2 separate regions of the Homo sapiens genome follow, and region 2 is linked to region 1. A link is a loop called in an ENCODE intact Hi-C map of the cell type or tissue named here. Cell type or tissue: adrenal gland. All regions are shown on one strand. Each heading gives the region's core, and the rest is flanking DNA. Links, peaks and the distances in the headings are about the cores only.

Evidence for each region. Peaks named below come from ENCODE experiments on the same cell type or tissue, not always from the same donor. Only the 100,000 strongest peaks of a DNase experiment are listed, where the experiment ranks them.
Region 2: it touches region 1 in a loop (3-fold over the local background); 7 of 110 quality-filtered maps call a loop at or near these places.

What each region holds. Positions count from the first base shown.
Region 1 is chr3:1,078,432-1,085,204 of GRCh38, reverse strand. No RefSeq gene overlaps it. Among named protein-coding and RNA genes, the nearest start is that of CNTN6, 11 kb to the left of the region's middle. In adrenal gland, for the core only: a CTCF peak has its summit at 2,972 (motif pointing left); a DNase peak (open chromatin) is centred at 2,874.
Region 2 is chr3:1,248,893-1,255,665 of GRCh38, reverse strand. All of the region lies in intron 4 of CNTN6 (contactin 6), which reads right to left. Among named protein-coding and RNA genes, the nearest start is that of CNTN6, 160 kb to the right of the region's middle. In adrenal gland, for the core only: a CTCF peak has its summit at 3,955; no DNase peak of the experiment used is centred there; H3K4me3 peaks cover 456 bases; H3K27ac peaks cover 1,256 bases.

The sequences.
Region 1 (6,773 bases), core at 1,202-5,201:
GCCTGATCATAGATGGAGTATACTTCTCTGCCCCTTGATTTGGGGCTTAAACATGTGACTTGCTTTGACCAATAACATGTGACTAGAAGTCACAACGTGCTGGCTATAAGCCTAGGCTTTAATTGTCGTTTGTGTTTCTTCTTACCTTCTTGTTACCTCTGCTATTACCATAGAAAAACTCACTTTGGCTAAACTGCAATCCATGGAGGATGAAAAGTACTTGGAACAGAGCTATTCCTGTTGATCCAAAGATCTCAGTAAACATCAGAGCTGCCCAACTAAGCACAGCCTAGATGACCTTACCCTCATCCATCTTGTATACATGGGAGAGAAATCAATTCTTCTTGTCTTAAGCCACTGAATTTTGAAATGATTTTCTATGGAACCATAACTAGTCGATACAATATTATCACTTATTGAAACCAAGCTGACTTAGTCTGGGTTCTCCCAAGAGCGGAGCTTCAGTCAAAGAGTTTTTGCCTTTTGTCACGTTAGCCACTCATTTCAAAACGTGATCTCAGAAAACAGTAATCACAGTGTGAGTTAAAAATGGAGCAAGGAAAAGCCAATAAAAGGATGTATTGAGTTTTTCAACACCATATAGGAATACGTGTTCAATAGTATAGAGACATCTTTAAAGTGTATCAAATGCCTCTCAGGGCTTTCCACCTGAATTAAGCATGGAAGAAGCATCTATCTATTGGCTCCGATACCTTAGTAACAAGGTGACCATATACCCCATTATGTAAAACAGGACAATAACCAGAGTGAAAGGAGAAAGTATTAATAATAGTAACTGAAAAAACTGGTATAGCTGAAATCAATCCTGAGCCAGTGAGACTGTGTGGCCACCCCACATATTGGTCAAAGTTTGTCCTGTGGGATATTAACTCTTCTACACATCTAGAGTACATACCTATATGAGTAAGAGTCAGCTTTGTGTGAGTACTCAGTATCAGAGAAACTGCTGGATGGGAAATGAGAATTGTGAGAAATGGATCACTGTCAGGTAATATTTATGTTAGGCTGAATGAAGCATTAGCTTGAATGTTTGGTCAGGATGAGAATATTTGAAATGATGCAGAAAAACAAGGCATAGAATATAGTTCCTCCTTTGAACCACTCAGATCTACTCATGACCTTCTTTAAGTCCAATCAGTAACAAAGTCAGATTCTGAATTGTGTCAGCCAAATTCCCTGCAATGACTTAAGGGTAACAGACTTAGAGAAAAAAATTCACAAGCTTACTGAACTTGTCTTAAGCCGTAATTCATATCCATCATTTCATTTCTTTACTTCCAAATCTAGACTTTCTTCATGCTTCACTACTAATTTTACTTTTCCAGGTTGCTTATCTATTTGAGTAATCCAGACATTTTTCCTTGAAGAGATGATAATATTGCATACTTTGCCCTAGTGAAACTATATTGCTGTATTTGCCCTTTCACAATTATTACTGTACAGTAAATCTTAGGAGATACTCCACTGAATTGCCAGCACTGCAAACATACTTCTTCCAGATGCCACTGTGTAGCAGCAAATAGGCTTCTTATGGCATTATGGGTTAATTATATCTACTCATATATTAACTTTTTTCTTTTTCTTTGGGTCTATTGGAATAAGATAGTTAAAGAGAAGAGGTAGGACTCATGGGGATGGGAGGCCAAAATTCTGCAAATGGAAAGACTAATGTTACCATTACCTGTCATTTCCTGGATCCATGTCTTCCACCCACTATGCACAGAACCATATATATTAAATGCAGGCTTAGAGCATATTTCATATTCTAGAGGACTGAGCATTAACTCTGCAGGGTATGTTCCTGGAACTCTCAACTTAGTTGAATCTTGAACAGTTTATTCCATCATTATTTTTGACTGGCTGCCTCTGAGTGACAGGGTACATGATAAAACCGTTGAAAATTCCATTGTCATTCATCCATCGTCATTCATCCTTTGCTACAAAATGGGTCCCTTGATCTTAGTTTTTTATATATATGTATATATATGATATATATGACATATATATCATACACACATATATGACATATATATCGTATACACACATATATGACACATATGACATATATACATATATGACACATATGACATATATACACATATATGACATATACATATACGACACATATACATATATGACATATATACATATATGACACATATACATATGACATATATACATATACGACACATATACATATATATGACATATATACATATACGACACATATACACATATGACATATATACATATATGACATATGTACACATATATGACACTTATACATATATATGACACATATACACACATATATGACACATATACACATATATGACACATATACACATATATGACACACACATACACATATATGACATATATACGTATACATGACATATATACGTACACATGACATATATACGTATACATGACATATATACGTATACATGACATATATACATATACATGACATATATACATATATGACATATATACATATATACACACACACACACACCACACACACACATATATCTCACCATAATGATAGATTAGGCATTCTGTTCTCAGATGGTGTTGCTGGCAGAGAAAAAAAATAATCTATACCCTGAGTAGTTTTCAGTACTGATAAGAATAAATCACTGTTCCCTTTAGAGTGGATAATGTCTATTATAATCATCAAGAGTGTGGCTGGACTCCTTGAGGAATGATGTCATATTAAGTAGTCATGATTGGTCTCTGTTGCCAGTGGACTAGGCAATCAGCAGTGGCAGTACGTCATCTTCTCTGCTTTGAGGGAGCCCATGCTGTTGAATCCATGCTTCACTACTATTCCTGAGGCCATGGACACTCAATTCATGGGCTCATTGCACTAGCACTCCTGTGGCCAAAGAAAGAAAACTGACATTCACCAAACAGGTTGTTCTCTACTGGTCAACAGCTAGGTGGTTGACCGCCTCTTTGCAGTGGGTGCCCTCTGGTGGACACTAACATGAGACACAAAGAAATGAGCAAATCATCATCAAGATTTGTTCCTTGTTTTTAACTTCCATTCTTGTCCTTACCAGACTCTTTACTAACCAGACAAACCATTCACCACTGGTCAAGAGTTGATGTGTATTTGTAACTCTGGTCACTTTACCATGCCTAAAAAGAGAACAACGAATGCACAGCTCACAGCTCCACCTTCCAGAAAGATTTCTATTTGCCACTTTGTTTAGAACCACCTCTGAGATGAAAAACAATGAGACATCAGCCCACTTTTGGCTCACAGAAACATTTCACACCAAGTGAATTGTTACATAGGCTTGAGGTATTTTCTTCCCTCTTCAGTTGGTCAGTATTTATAGGTACAATAGATATTGGCTCAAAAATCCAAAAGCCCACCAAGTAATAGGACTTGCCCTTAATAATAAGAATTATAAGATGAAATAAGGTGTTTTTCTTAATCTTAGAAGGGATGTCTTAGGATGCCATAGATATTTGGAAATCCAAAGGTATTTTTAATATAACAGTTCCAGGGCTTTTGTGGATTTATGTCCCACCATATGGCATGTTTATCTTAATAGGACATCTAAATTACTTGTCTTTCTTGCTGACCAGGTCAATTAGGATAATCTTCAGTATAGTGCAACAGAGTAATATTCTGAATAATTCAAAGATAATCAAGGTGCCCTGGACTATAATATGAAAACAAGGTAGGAGAATGTAAACAGCCCTGTAACAAGACGCTGAAAATGTACTACTGTCATTCACATGAAGAGACAATCTGCTTTTGTTCTCTTCTTCTGATGTGAGTTGCAAAAAACACAATCATTAGACCAATAGTTACATTCTAAGTTTCAAAGGCTGTGTTGACATGTTCTAGCAAAGAGAACACAGGTAGCATAGCAGATACATTTGGGGCTACACCCTTAATGGTATATGTAGTTCACCAACTGCCCAACCCACTTGGTGTTGTTATTGTTTTTGTTGTTGCAGCTCAATCAAACAGAGATACAATGGAGTACTAACATTACAATTTTTAAATCTTTTCTGGTGGTGCTAATTTGCACATTTCCTCAGGGGATGTGTTATTTCTTCAGATTTCATATTTTTGCCTGGGGGTAGGGAAAGGAAAGGATATTTAGGAATCTTTCAGTTGGCTTTTCTATCATAGCAACTCTTACTCTGTATGGTAGGAAGCCAATTTGAAGGTTTTGCTGGCTGACAATTAGGCATATCTATCCAATTTTATATTAAGGAATTGGGGAAATAACCAAATAATTGGTCCATATATACAGTGCACACACAGACTTGGGTCAGCCTTTTTTTTTTTTCAATCTGGATTCCAAAGTCCACATTAACTAGTGGACTATCATAGCTTGACAGGCGTCAGTTCAGACTTATATCCGACAATTCTCAAAAATTCTCCAAATTCTGGATATTCCTCCTTCCAGAGTACAAGTATGGTGGTAAATGGCCACAGTTCTCTCTAAGGAAGAATCAGAGGCATTTTTACTATGTACAATTGTAGTGTCATTACAGGCTCTTCCTGGTCCACCTCGAATCAGGTAGCCAAGTAGCCCTGGGTTAGAAGTGACATATGGAAATTTACAACTCAAAAACACCGTGGATTTTTCATTGTGATCTTTGATATCAGCCTTCTGCTCCTTAGCTCTCTTTTAAACTTTTGTTTTTAATATCACAAGTCCAGTAACCCCTTAGTAGACTGGCAATGTTTTACATCCAAAGGAATATCATAATCTATTAGTCGCCACTGATTCCTACAGTAAAGGCATTTTGCTGTCACTCAGGCCTTACTGCCAATTATGCTTATGGTCTTTGGGTCTTAGCCTTGGTTTTCTTCAAAGCAGAACCAGAGATAGTGGCTTCCATGTGGGTGGTTAAATCCAGAATATGAACTCAAGAAGCGTGAGGGATGGCGGAGACAAGAAAGAAGAGTCAATACAAGGATGTGTCATTGTCTATTCTATTGCTATGATGACTTGTTGCTCTGTCCCATTGCACCACTTGAAACTTAAGTAAGTCTCAGAAGCATCTTTCCCCCAGCTTCTGACTCCCTTTTTGTTAGATTTGTCCCAGAAGGTCATTAACTCCTTCACACTTCTTTTTTTTAAAAAAAAATTTTTAAATTATTTTTTAAAATTATACTTTCAGTTTTAGGGTACATGTGCATAACATGCAGGTTTGTTTCCTATGTATACATGTGCCATCTGCTGTGTGTATATGTGTATGTTAAACAGGTAGTCATGGGTATTTCACAGCTGTGAGGACACAGAAGCCCTGAGGCAGAAAACAAAGGGCACAATGCAGGACTGGAGGCAAATGCTGTCAGATGGCAGTTGTGTGAATCTGGTCAAAGACTGCACAGAATCAGCTGACACAAGACAGGAGGCTGAAAGGGTTGGAAGAGGTTCTCAAGAACTATTAACAAATGTTATGAGAAACAAAGAAATGGAAATAAAATTGTTGCATTTTTTATTATTTAGTTTTACTCTTAAAATAGGTGATTTTGGCACTTTTGAATGTGGAAGAAAAGCAAAGATTTGCTTTGTGTTTTACCAATGATTGCATTCTGCCCCTCCTCATGCTGAGCTATCCTTCCCAGATGCAAGTACTTTTAACTTTATGGGGTTTCAGTTATTTCAAATTTTATATTCAAAATGCTATGTTTAGTTTACAAATACTTATTTGTAGTTCTATTTGCTTAAGTAACTTTAGACAGCATCTTCCGGCTTCTACTAACACAAGGATTTATCAGATAACTTTTCTCCCTATATCTTGAGCTTTATTATTTTTATCCTGTTGGTTACCTTTAAATCTGCAAATACTACACCTAAACATCTCACTATTTCATCACATTTAGAAACTATTTCTACACACTCCACTATGTAAAAAAACAAAAAAAAATAGTATTCCTACTCTTCCTTCAACTTTGTCCACCAGCCTCTAGTTTCCTTTACATTTGTCAGTTGTGATAACATTGTTTTTGGTCCAGTAAACATAATTAAGACTTCTGTGGGTTTTCTACCAATTGATTTGAAATACTGAAAACCATTAGCAACATTTAAACTATTTTGGATTCACTTTTCTTTCCTGTGGTTTCAGTGTCCACTACTTCTAAGACATTTAATAAAAACTATTTCTTGAGTCACGTCCAGATAAATTGTTTATTTTCTGAACTCATCAGTTGCTTAGGATCATAGTACATTTTATTTTACTTTTTATTTGAAACTTGGATGCCTTGTATTTTTGTAATTTTCTCATTTATTTTATATTTTTCTTGTCCAGAGAAGGAAAATATTTTTCAAATATTAATTAGCATTTTCTAATTTATTATTCATTATTACTTCTAATTGACTCCATTTCATTTTCTGAAGACATTCAACTTAGATTCTTAGAATTTCCTTTTCTAAATTGGTCCCTTTTTGGGCATCATCCTGAGGCTTATTTTCATTGCACTTCTAAGTTATTGTCATTGTTTCTTGTATCTCAAATCTTCCTTTCTCTTGGTTTTCACTCTAAGTTTTTCTGGCACATACCTGCAAATATCCCGTGAGTCTTCTTGTCTGAAAAATATTTATTTTGGCATTGGTTATTTGACTGAAATAGGATTTATAGTCAAAATAATTTCCTGACAAACTTTGAAAGCATTATTTCCTAGAGACTAGTTTTAATGATGTGATATGTGATGCCAGCCTGATTCTCAATATTTTGTAGATTTCTTTTTTCTGGAAGTTTTAGCACAT
Region 2 (6,773 bases), core at 1,523-5,522, 170 kb before region 1:
CTTAGATTATATATAATCGATTAAATCATGTAATAAATTAGGTAACGTCATCAATTAAATAATACATTTCTTAAAATTGTATGGAGCTCTACTGTTCCTAGGATACAATTCAAAATCCTGAGTGTTAGCAATAATGCCAGCATAATATGGTCCCTGCCAATTTCTCCAGCTTTTACTGACACCATTCCCTTTTTTCCTCAATAGGCTCCACAATTCCTTTCTTTCTTTCTTTCTTTCTTTTTTTTTTTCCATTTTCAAATGTCTTACGTAGCCCCTTCCAATTTCATAGGCTTTAAACGTGGTGTTTCCGTCTATGGAATATTCTTACCCCATTCCTCATATCACCATGGGAGAGTGATTACAACTTAGTCCTAATTTTTCACCTTCCTGTACCCTATTGCAATGACTTTGCAGCATCTTCCATCAGAGGCATAGTCTCTTTCACCATTCCTCAATCTGGTCTGACTTTGCAAACAAAATGCAGCAGAAGTGACAATATATTGGTTCTGAGCATATGCCTCAAGTAGCTGTGTAGCCTTCTATCCCCTTGCTCTTGGATCCCCACCCAGCTACCATGGTAAAAGCCTGGAGTAGCAGGCTGGAGCATGAGAGGCCATGTGCAGAAGAAATAAATCACTGCAGTTGCCCCAGCCTGGGCCAACAATACGTAATGAATTAGCCCAGCAAGATTAACGTAACTGCATATGTGACCACCAATGTAAAACTGAACCCCAAGAAGACCAGAGGAACCACCGAGTAAACCAAAAATTCGTGACCAAAAATAAATGTTTACTGCTGGACATCATGGGTTTTTTTCATGCTTTGTTTCAGCACATTACTGTGGCATTAGATACAAAAAACTCTAACAGATAACTAATTTTGATGAACCTTAATTTTCCTTCATTGGAAATTTCATCCATCTTGAATCCTGCTTTCTTGAGCCTCCAATAAATAACTTTTTCATTTTAGTCTCTCAGAGTCTCCTCAGACTATTTATTACATTTTTTATGCTGTACATATTTATGTGATCCCTCTCCTACTGCTTTCGTAGACTCATGGCAGGCAAGGATGTGTTTGTTTTATCAGCACTGTAACTTCCACACATGATAGAGTCTGACACATGATAATAGCTCAATAAAAATAAGTGAAATTGATGGATATAAATAAAAATACCTTTATAGTGTATTGTTCCTGAAAAAACAGGATTAAATTTTATTCTCATTCCTTCGTTGAAACGAAGTAAACTTCTTTCATTAATCCAATGAAATACTACACAACATTTAAAATAAGTAAACACGTAGAAATATGGCTGAATTTCAAAAACTGAATGTAGAGTGAAAAAGGTGCCAAAGAAATTGTACTCTGATGACATTTATATAAATATTATAAACAAAGACAATAAAAATTTCAAGCCATACTTCAAAAAATTATCACCAACTTCAGGAAAGCGGTTACTTCTGGGAAGGGAGGGAAAGAAAGCACGAGATGAAAATTGGCAGTATTGGTATATTTTATGTCTTTAAAAAAGATCTGAAGCAAAAATGCAAAAACATTAACACACATTTAAATAAAAATCTGTTTATAATATTTTTATAGACATTTCTGTATGTTTGAAATTTTTTATAACTTAAAAATTTTAAAGAAAAATGTCGGTTACTAGAACAATCCCATTTATATAAATTTATGTGTGTGCGCAGAGACATGTAAGCACATGCAAAATGTATACATACATACATTATTTTTATATAATAGACTTATGGTTGTTTTGGATAAAGAGAGACAAAGACTGAGATTATTCCTTAGATCAGCAGTCCCCAACCACTGGGCTGCAGTGCTGGGCCATAGACAGTTAGAAATCTGACTGCACAGCAGGAGGTGAGGTGAGTGGCAGGTGAGAGAGTGTTACCGCCTGAATTCTGCCTCCTGTCAGATCAACAGCGGTGTTAGATCCTTATAGGAGTGTGAACCCTATTGTGAACTGCGCATACGAGGGATCTAGGTTGTGCACTCCTTATGAGAATCTAATACCTGCTGAAACCACTGCCCTCCAACCCCTCATCCTGGGGAAAAATTGTCCTGCCTTAGATGACCAGGTAGAAGTTTAGTAATTTTGAGAAGTCAAATCAGTTGAAAACGATGTCATCAATACGCATGACTGCTTAACCAATTTATATGTAATTAGCAGACAAAATTACCTGCAAGGACTTTTCCTCCCTGTATGCAGCTATTACATAACCATTTATCAACATATAATAATTATAGAGTATATAAACACCAATAACTATTTATTCCATGGAAAAGGGTGAAAGACTGTTTCACTATCTATTGAGATCTCAAATTTTCGCAGAACAAGACTAGTGAGATAAAAGAATGAATAATAAAAATGTATGCGTTTCTTCTTTTGCTTTCAAAAACACAAGGGTAAAGGACATGGTGTCACAATGCTGGGCTTGGTAAGGAGAGGTGGTACAAGGACTGAAGCTAATGAAATATACAAGTCCTCTGATGAAAACTAAGACAGGAGTCTGGAATAATAATTAGGTATTCTGAAGGGGCTTTGCCTGCTGGCAAAATAAAAGAGGATGATTGAAGTAAATTAACTAGATTAGAACACGCACATAGGACTCTACCTGTCTCTAAATACAATCTTAGCAGTTCAGAGGAAGAAAATGCAGAAATTAAGCATTCTGACTTCCCGACATTGTTCATGCTATACCTTCTTTCAATAGGGAGTCTTCGTTAAGGAAATGCCCTGAGAACATTACTTATGCCCTGGGTTGAGTCAAATCCAACCGGATTTACAGTGGCCCAGCCTGAAGGTTCTCGGAGATGCATCTTCTCACTATTTGTCTGTTTCTCTAGGTCATATTGGCAGGAAGGACCCTCTATTTGCTTCGAGAATAAGCCTGTCTTTCCCCTTGAGTGTGGTATCCACAAAAGCTTATTTCTCTGCAGTAAAATAAGCATCTTAGTCAGGAGACCTGAATTTTAAAAAACAGATCATGAATATGCAAACTTTGAAAATTCTGAAATCTTAATTGTTCTCCGTATTTTATTATTTTTGTTAAAATATCCTCTAAAATGACTAGTAGGGAAAATGTTTTAAAGTGTTTGTTGTATTATTTCCGTAAAGTGAAATAGTTATCCACAATTAACAAATATTCATCCATCTGTGTTTATGATTTGTATAAGAAAAAATTTTAGAAGAATCTACTAATGTTAACAGTGGTTGTCTCTGGCTCAGGTGATATTATTAATAGCTTTTCCTTATTTTCTAAATGTTATATATTGTCAGGAATCACAATTGTAGTAAAAACTGGTAACTACTAAGCAGAAAAAAGTCACACAAAAATAAGAATTAAAAAATGTGCTTCTATTCTTGTCCTCAGAGAACAGCACAATGAAAAGGCTGTTCTTCCCACAGTTGGATGTAGGAAGAGATAATTTCAACAGAGAAAGTGATTGTTGGCAGATTTTAAAAGGGAAAGGCAAGCTAGGCAATGTTTAAGAAGTGGGCCTAGGTTGTGAGATAAAAATAAAAGGCCAAAACCTTCAGGACTTTGTAGCAAAACAGAAATCCAATGGTATGTGATAGATGGGATTGGAAAAAGAAAGAGGCTGCCTTTGTTGTGTGTTTTAACGTTTCATTGGAATTATTTTGGGGAAATAACTCTAGAGGTAAGCAACTGAAACACATCTAGTTAGTCAGAGTGCCAGATTACCTTGACATCTCAAGTACAGCCAAAGTCCATCCTGGCTCAGGGACTAGGCAATGAGTCAGACCTGAATCAGAACTAAGTATCAAGCAGTTTATAACATAAATTATATTAAAGGGTCAGGAAAATGTTGTTTGAGGTATGTGAGGATGATTTAGTTGACTTTTATAGGAGAAAAATACTAGCTCATACTTTTTTCCACCTACAGAGGGCCTTTCTAGACTGAAGATGCCGGCAATACAGTAACATCTTTGAGCTTCATGGTGACTTAATGTCAGGCAACATTAATGGCCCACTGAATGGACCACTGATGTCGGTGGTCATTAATTGGAAAGTGAAAGCAGGTGTCATAGTTGGATTTTTCACTAGATTAAAATTTTGGTTTGGATTTCATCATGGCTTAGATTTCACCAGATGAATGAAATAAGGGGGAAAGTGAAAGTGAATCATTGATGTGCAAGTGATGAGCAAGTGAGTTAAAAGTTAATGAGAAGAAGTGTTTTTTGCCTTTGTCTCAGTATAGAGGGAATGACAAGACGAAGCAGGAGAAGGACAGGAGTAGTTGTTAGGATTCGTGAATTATAGGATCTAGCAGAGTCAAAGTATTGCTGGAGTCCATGGACTGGAGAGAGTGAGTCAGACAGTCAAATTTGGGAAGGTTGAAAATCAGATTATGGGTGGAACTGGCAACTTTAGACATTGACAAAGTCTTAAAAGAGTCATCTTAGCAGCGTGGCTATTGGCTAAGATGGGTCGATAAACAAGGGCAACAGAACGAAAGAAGTCAAGAAACTGGCAAATCAGGATATTGAGTACTGAATACCAAATTCACCAAAGGCTGAAATGGCCAAGATATTCGACAGGAGTATTATGCAGAGAATGACAGTGAGCTAATAGGTAAAATCTTCAAGAAATGTTGGAGTTTAGGGGATGAGAATATGATTGCAACAAAGAGAAGTTATGAGTAGTGCGGGCTAATGGCATGATTTTAATGGCAAAGGAATTAGATATGAGGGAGGAGGGATCATCTGGAAATGGCACGGAGGAGATGGGACGACTCTATCCCTACTGACAGACCTGTGGTAAGAGGGGTATTGGAGAAAAGAATCAGCAGTTCAGCCAGAGAGGAGAAGCATCTTCAGATGGAAGCCAAATGTCAGTTGAAGCAACACAGTCAGGGGGACTTTCAGGGAAAACTTTAAGTGTGCAAAGATTTTGCTAATTATTGATTTTGGTTTTAGGAGGCCCAAGGAAGAATTTCACAAGCTGCGGAGGATTGGGAAGTGGGTTCAGATACGGGAACATTCAGAGCTCTATGTAGATGAAGGTTTGGGCAATGAGGGGTGACCTAAGAATTCCAGGCTTGCTGCCTTATGTACACAGGAGTCAAGACCTCGTAAAAGCAGAGATGGTGATGTCAAGGCAAATATGGGAGTGAGGATGTGTGTTTTGAGTGTGTGTTTGTGGGAATCTTGCCAAGACACCTTCTTCACTCCAGCTGTGAAAACGTGGAGCTCAGGGGAGGACAATTTTATCCAGTGCATCACAGACTCTGACATTTTCCCCTGTTAACTATGGAAAGAAGGTGGAGGATAGAGTGAGCTAACTGGAACCACAGGTAGAAGTGAGATGCTTCTTTAGGACATCTGCCACCTGGGACATGCTTTGAAATGCCAGTGTTGTGTTTGAAGCCTGATTTCTGTTGTCCATTAGACCGAGGTTTAAAGTCCTGGCTCTGCCATTCACTTGCTGTGAAAATTTAAGCAAGCTCAGGAAATGTTTTCCCATATTTTGGCTTACTGGACACATATAAGCTTTTATTAATTTTAATATTTATAGCAATAATAATATTCAGGGCCCATAGTCAGCTAGACTTGCCAAAGAGGAATATCATAAATTTTAAAGTTTGAATCAGCTACATTTTACACCTTTTTAAATAAAAACAATAGGATTGCTTTCTAAATGAGTACTGAGAAAAGTACAAAAACAAAAAACAAAAAACAACAAAAAAACAAAACAGAAACAACACAAAAACAGAGCCTTTCAGAAGGCTGAGAGGCAGCTGGCAGAGGGTGCAGCCTCCAGCACAGTTGTTTATATTTGATTACTTTTGCTTAAAAATGGATGAAATAATTAAAATAAAATCCTTTGTGCTCAAGGGACATACCCTACTAAGAACTCTAGTAGCTTGTTTGGATGGGATTTCTGGAAGAATTACAGGAGGGTTATATAATCTCCATTCATAAAAATAGAATTGATTTATGCAAAACAACTCATTAATATGTATGTGAAAGTAGATCTCTCAACCGCACAATTCTCAAAAAGGAGGAAAAACACCTGCAATTGACTTGTTAAATCACGTCTATAGATGGAGACTCTTCCTTATTTGCATTTTCTGTCATGAGTAGAAACACTGCCTAGGAGGATAGTATTTCTGGCAAGGAAATACAGTTTGAAAACCTATTACTTTGGTTAATGCTCAAGCACATTTTTTTCCTGGTGCTTTATTCCAATGGCATTCATATAATTCCTTTTTTAAAAAGTGAGTCTGCATTTATACTTTGGCAGATGTATAAATACAGAAAATAGACCTTATTTTACTTACTGCTTGCACTTATGTTTGACACATATGGTAGGTGCTTAATAAATATGCATTGTTTGGATGCATAAATGGATAGTTGAATGACCATCTTAGTGGTGGGAAATACCAATTACCATTTGTTTTTCCCTAAGATTTCTTTACATCATAATAGAGCTATTCCTTCTATCACCTTGTGTTGACCCCTATGGTAATGCTATTTGATTGTCTTTAGACATTAACCTAAGGTTCATTTTGAGACTGTTTGCTACCCACCGTCTGATATCTGTCCAGGGCAGCACCATCAGTGTTACCTGTGATCTTGTTAAACATGTAGAATCTTGGGCCTCACTTTAGACCTACTGAATCAGAATTTGCATTTAATAAGATCTCCAAGTGATTCCTGTGCACATTAAATTTGACAAGCATTAGTTGAATGATTAAGGAAGCGGTTAAGATGTCAGAATGTCTGGCATCAA